Regions from separate parts of the Homo sapiens genome. Here region 2 is linked to region 1. A link is a loop called in an ENCODE intact Hi-C map of the cell type or tissue named here. Cell type or tissue: heart left ventricle. All regions are shown on one strand. Links, peaks and the distances in the headings refer to the core of each region. The heading gives the core; the rest is flanking DNA. Region 1 overlaps PTPN9 (protein tyrosine phosphatase non-receptor type 9). Region 2 overlaps SNUPN (snurportin 1).

Region 1 (2,813 bases), core at 274-2,773:
GGACAGAGTGGAGGTGGAGACCTTTGGAAAAAAGGGATTAACTCACCGGGTGGTCATGACAATCACCAAGACTTTTTGCTCCCATACCATGAGCCAGAAATCACGATAGGTATTCTCCAAAGGACCTGAAATAAAAGGAGAAGACAAGAAACATGACTCTGGGAAACACTTTTTTTCTTTTGTAGGCGCTTCTGTTTTACTCCCCAATGGTAACTCCAAACCATAGATGGTTAGCTCCCTGCTCATCTTTCCACATCCCTGCTATTCAGTATAGTCCGTGGACCAATCACACCAGCATCGTATGGGAGAGTGTAAGAAACATGAATCTGCATGTCAACGAGATCCCCAGGTGAGTCGTAGGTAGGTTTGGGAAGCACTGCTACATACCCTCTCAGAGTCTTAATCATCAGAACTTCAGCCATCACATCCAGGCTGACAGTGTCAAACTGTAAGAATCTCTAGCTGTTTTCATCTCACCTAAGCTTCAGTTTTATAATCACAGATTGCTTACTAAACCATTAACCTTCTGTTTCCCATAATCTCAGATCCATTATGTCTGTAACTAAGTCTCCTCCTTCAAAATTAGCTTTATCTTGGCCGGGTGCAGTGGCTCATGCCTATAATCCCAGCACTTTGGGAGGCCATGGCAGGCAGGTTGCCTGAGCTCAAGAGTTTGAGATCAGCCTGGCAACATGGTAAAACCCCATCTCTATGAAAAATACAAAAATTAGCCAGGTGTGGTGGCACATGCCTGTAGTCTCAGGTACTTGGGAGGCTGAGGCACAAGAATTGCTTGACCCCGGGAGGTGGAGGTTGCAGTGAGCCAAGAGCGCACCACTGCACTCCAGCCTGGGCAACAGAACGAGACTCTGTCTCAAAAAAAAAAAAAATTAGCTTTATCTTGCAACTTTCTTATCTCTGTTAACAATACTAGCATTCTTAAATCATTCAGTCTTAAAAAGGTGAAGTCAACACTGACTTACCCATTTCCTTCATCTCCCAGAAGCAGTCAGTCACCAAATCCTAGAGATTTTTTACCTTTGAAATGTTTTTGGTTTTTATTCTTTTGCCCTCATCTTCTCCCCATCCTGTTCTTCCTGCTCGATTTCACTGACACAAAGACCACGTCATCTTCTAAGTTACTGTAACACCCTCTTAGTCTACTTTTTTGAATAGGCCTTTTTCCCTTCCAATCTACTCTGGGAAACCCCACCAGTTTAATCTTTCTTAAAAATTACTTCATCAGAACATAGACACACCATGCTCACTTTGGCCTCTATTCTTTCGCTCAAGCTGTCTCCGTCACCTCCAATGCTATTCATTTTCTACCCATTTTCAAGTGCCACCTCTTCCTTGAAGCTTTCTCTGACCACCGCATTCCTTGTGAAGCTTCTTCTCTTTTGCTTTTGATGGCACAGCTGGATCTATACAGGTTGACCATTTAATTTATATACTCTTCCATCCATTATTTTACTTTGTGGGAATTAATGATATCTCACTAAACATGGTCCTAAGGACAAAGGATTACAGGTGTGAGCCACTGCACCTGGCCAAATTCTCCTTTGCACAGGGCTGAGCACTCAGGGCTGAGCACTCAGCAATAACTTTGAAGATACTTGTGGGCTACCAACTCCACTTTGATCAAGACAGTAACCGGCCGGGCGCAGGGCTCACACCTGTAATCCCAACACTTTGGGAGGCCGAGGCAGGTGGATCACTTGAGGTCAGGAGTCCGAGACCAGCCTGGCCAACATGGTAAAACCCCGTCTCTACTAAAAATATGAAAATTAGCTGGGCACGATGGCAGGTGCCTGTAATCCCAGCTACTCGGGAGCCTGAGTTAGGAGAATTGTTTGAACCCAGGAGGCGGAGGTTGCATTAATTGCATTAAACCAAGATCGCACCATTGAACTCCGGCCTGGGCGACAGCAAGACTCCATCTCAAGAAAAAAAAAACGTAACAACTCAAGATAATTCCTTATACTTTCTGGGTGTTTCTTTCCTCTCTGCTTTCAGGAAAGCAGGGCAGTACTAATGGTTAATTTTGGTCTAGAAGTCTGCTGGTTCTACTACCCTTATTGCTAAGTCTTTTAGCAAGCACTAACATGATACTGGAATACCCTCTCTGCAGAAGTGGATGATGTCAAAAACGTGAGATCTTAGAAATACACTAAATATCCAATAAGAGAGGATTAATTAAATTATGACGTATCAGGTGGGGTGCAGTGGCGCACGCCTGTAATCCCAGCACTTTGGGAGGATGAGGCAGGCAGATCACTTGAGCCCAGAAGTTTGAGACCAACCTGGGCAACATTGCAAAACCCTGTCCCTACAAAAAATACAAAAACTAGCCAGGTGTAGTAGCACATGCCTGTAGTCCCAGCTACTCAGGAGACTGAGGTGAGAGGATCACCTGTGTGTGCCTGGAGAGGCCAAGGCTGCATTGAGCCATGATCGTGAACCATGATCATACCACTCTGTCACCCAGCCTAGGTGACAGAGTGAGACCCTGTCTCAAAAATAAATAAATAAATAATAGCATACCATAATTTATACAGTCTATAAAGTTGATGTTGTAAGAGCTGTATTTTTTGCTATGGAAAGGTATTCACAGATACCATTAAATGAAACAAGAGATAGTATAGAAAGAGCACATTTGGTTAAATTAAAAGTTTAGTTTTGTTTTTTTTGAGACCGAGTATCACTCTGTCGCCCAGGCTGGAGTGCAGTGGCGTGATCTCAGCTCACTGAAACCTCTGCCTGCCGCGTTCAAGCGATTCTCCTACCTCAGCCTCCTGAGTAGCTGGGATTAC
Region 2 (2,813 bases), core at 1-2,500, 150 kb after region 1:
CAACACAGTGACACCCTGTCTAAAATATATATATATTTGGAAGGATACACCAGAAACTAATAATATAGGAGAGGAACTGGATAGCTAGGGGACAGAAATGGGAAGACCTCACCATATACTCTTCTATTTATTTTATTTATTTATTTATTTATTTGAGAGAGTCTAGCTGTGTTGCCCAGGCTGGAGTGCAATGGCGCGATTTCGGCTCACTGCAACCTCCACCTCCCGGGTTCAAGTGATTCTCCTGTCTCAGCCTCCCGAGTAGCTGGGACTACAGGCACGCACCACCATGTCGGGCTAATTTTTGTATTTTTAGTAGAGACAAGTTTTCGCCATGTTGGTCAGGCCAGTCTCGAACTCCTGACCTCAGGTGATCCACCCACCTCGGCCACCCAAAGTGCTGGGATTACAGGCGTCAGCCACCATGCCCGGCCTCTTATGTATATTTTAAATTTTCAACCATACAAATGTATTACCTATTCAAAGATAACTACATTTTTAAAAATGGGGAGAGGAATGATCTGGGAATGTATTCTGCAAGCCACCCAGAGCCACAGGGAACCATCTCTGCCAAACACAACCAGTGATGCAACACTGGGCAAAATGCAGACTGTATGGAAACTATGCAGCTGTTAGTAGTTTCTTCTGATCCCTAATTCCTTAATTTATGACCCAGAAGAGGCCCATGCTGCATTGAGAATACAAGGATCGGCCCTGCCTTCAGAGTAGCTCAGCCTCAAACACTCTTATCCTGCCCTCTTTCCCTGTTTGCACATCTTGGCACTTAGAATTAAGTATATGGAAGACATTTCCTCAGATTCCCTTAGGAATTATTTGTCTTGAACTCCCAAGAGTGCCACAGAAACATTTGGGCTGAAGGCAGATGGGAAGACCACACCAATACCAGCATTCAGAGTGCAGAAGCCAAACACAAGCATCCCAGGAAATGTGGGGAGTGAAAGTCTGGGCGTGGCTTTCGCAAGTTCCTAAACCACAGAGCTCAGTACAGCTGCCAGGAAAAAAAGAAAAACTTAACCAAATAATTGAGCTTTTGGTTTCAAACTTCGGTGTCTCCCTAATTCCTCATCTTCTCCTAAGCTCTGGGTATAAAAGAAACCTACCTCTGCCAGGATTTACCCCTCCCAACCTGTGGGCAAGAAGATCAGCCTACAAAGAGTCTACTTTGAAGGGAGAGTCTGTAGAGACAAGCCTAGAGCCTTCGGAATGGTTCATAGCTCCTAGCCCAGAGAAAGAAGACAAGGAGTTAAAGCTTCCTTACGATTTCTGCAGTTCCAGTAACCTCCGGCGGCGCTCACTCTGCTCCAAGGAACTGTACTTGGACTTGTACTGGGATAGGCGGGGGTGTGGGGCAGCTGTGCTGTTCAGATCTTGAGACACAGAAAAGCTACTAGCCAGGGCCTGACTCAACTCTTCCATCTTCCCTACAAAGGAAAACGTAAGAAAATGGTTCATTCATTTCATATCATCTCCTGTATACAGACAGTTATGCAGTTATGATATGATGGCCACATTCCTGAAAAAAAATTAACTTAATGCAAAATCACAAGTGTTTCCATGAGACAAAAGGAAGTTAAAGGGTAAATGAGTCATATATTAGCAATAACATTATTTTCCTACAGATATTTCCTTTTTTTTTTTTTTTTGAGACAGGGTCTCTCTCTATCACCCAGGTCGGAGTGTAGTGGTGCAATCACAGCTCACTGTTGCCTCAATCTACTGGACCCAAGCAATCCTCCCACCTCAGCTTCCCCAGTAACTGAGACTACAGGTATACACCACCACACCCAGCCAATTTTAAAATTTATTGGTACAGACGGGATCTCCCTATGTTGCCTAGGCTAGTCTTGAACTCTTGGGCTCAAGCAATCTTCCCTCCTCAGCCTCTCAAAGTGCTGGCATTATAGGTGTGAGCCACTGCGCCCGGCCTTTTCTGAGCAGTTCCTCTACAGTTTCCTGAATAGCCATCACTCATTAACCAATATAACTCTCCATGCAGTTTATTCAATTGGTTATTTAATTCTCAACTAAGTGCCAACTCATATTATGAAAATTTAATTCCAGAGGAAACACTGGTTCTAGGGTCCCTGGAGGAAGACAAAAGCAATCAAAAACCCCAAACTCGCCAGGCACGATGGCTCATGCCTGTAATCCCAGCACTTTGGGAGGCCGAGGTGGGTGGATCACAAGGTCAGGAGTTCGAAACCAGCCTGACCAACATGGTGAAACCCCGTCTCTACTAAAAATACAAAAACTAGCTGGATGTGGTGGCAGGCGCCTGTAATCCCAGCTACTCGGGAGGCTGAGGCAGAAGAATCGCTTGAACCTGGGAGGCGGAGGTTGCAGTGAGCCGAGATCGTGCCACTGCACTCCAGCCTGGGCGACACAGCAAGACTTCATCTCAAAAAACAAACAAACAAACAAACAAAAAAACAAACTCTAGCGACCTGGGATTACAGGTGGCTCATGCCTGTAATCCCAGCACTTTGGGAGGCCAAGGCAGGAGGATCACTTGAGGCCAGTAGTTCAAGACCAACCTGGACAATGTAGTGAGACTATGTCTCTACTTTTTAAATAAAAAAGTAAAAAATTATTTTAAATTATAATTTATTTTTTAAAAAATCTGATTGTTACTTCCTCATATTCTAGTTGTGTTTTGTTTTTGGGTGGGCAGAAAGAAGGTTTCAGGGCTACTTATGTGGGACTCACTTGGAAAAGAGCTAGGATGTGGAAGGCTGCTTAACAAGTAACGTCAATGCTCCAGTAGTGTGAAGAACTTCCATAAAGTACATTAG

The links. Hi-C counts contacts between places; a loop is a spot of excess contacts. Peaks named below come from ENCODE experiments on the same cell type or tissue, not always from the same donor. Only the 100,000 strongest peaks of a DNase experiment are listed, where the experiment ranks them.
Region 2: it touches region 1 in a loop (2.5-fold over the local background); 2 of 110 quality-filtered maps call a loop at or near these places.

What each region holds. Positions count from the first base shown.
Region 1 is chr15:75,473,643-75,476,455 of GRCh38, forward strand. It overlaps PTPN9 (protein tyrosine phosphatase non-receptor type 9), which reads right to left. Exons shown (of 13, transcript NM_002833.4): 10 at 47-125. It overlaps LOC105370902 (a long non-coding RNA gene), which reads left to right. Exons shown (of 4, transcript XR_932482.2): 2 at 186-349. Among named protein-coding and RNA genes, the nearest start is that of SIN3A, 23 kb to the left of the region's middle. In heart left ventricle, for the core only: no CTCF peak of the experiment used is centred there; no DNase peak of the experiment used is centred there.
Region 2 is chr15:75,619,615-75,622,427 of GRCh38, forward strand. SNUPN (snurportin 1) reads right to left here. Exons shown (of 9, transcript NM_005701.4): 2 at 1,280-1,442. The coding sequence starts at 1,437. Among named protein-coding and RNA genes, the nearest start is that of SNUPN, 4.7 kb to the right of the region's middle. In heart left ventricle, for the core only: a CTCF peak has its summit at 1,320; a DNase peak (open chromatin) is centred at 1,347; H3K4me3 peaks cover 951 bases; H3K27ac peaks cover 2,410 bases.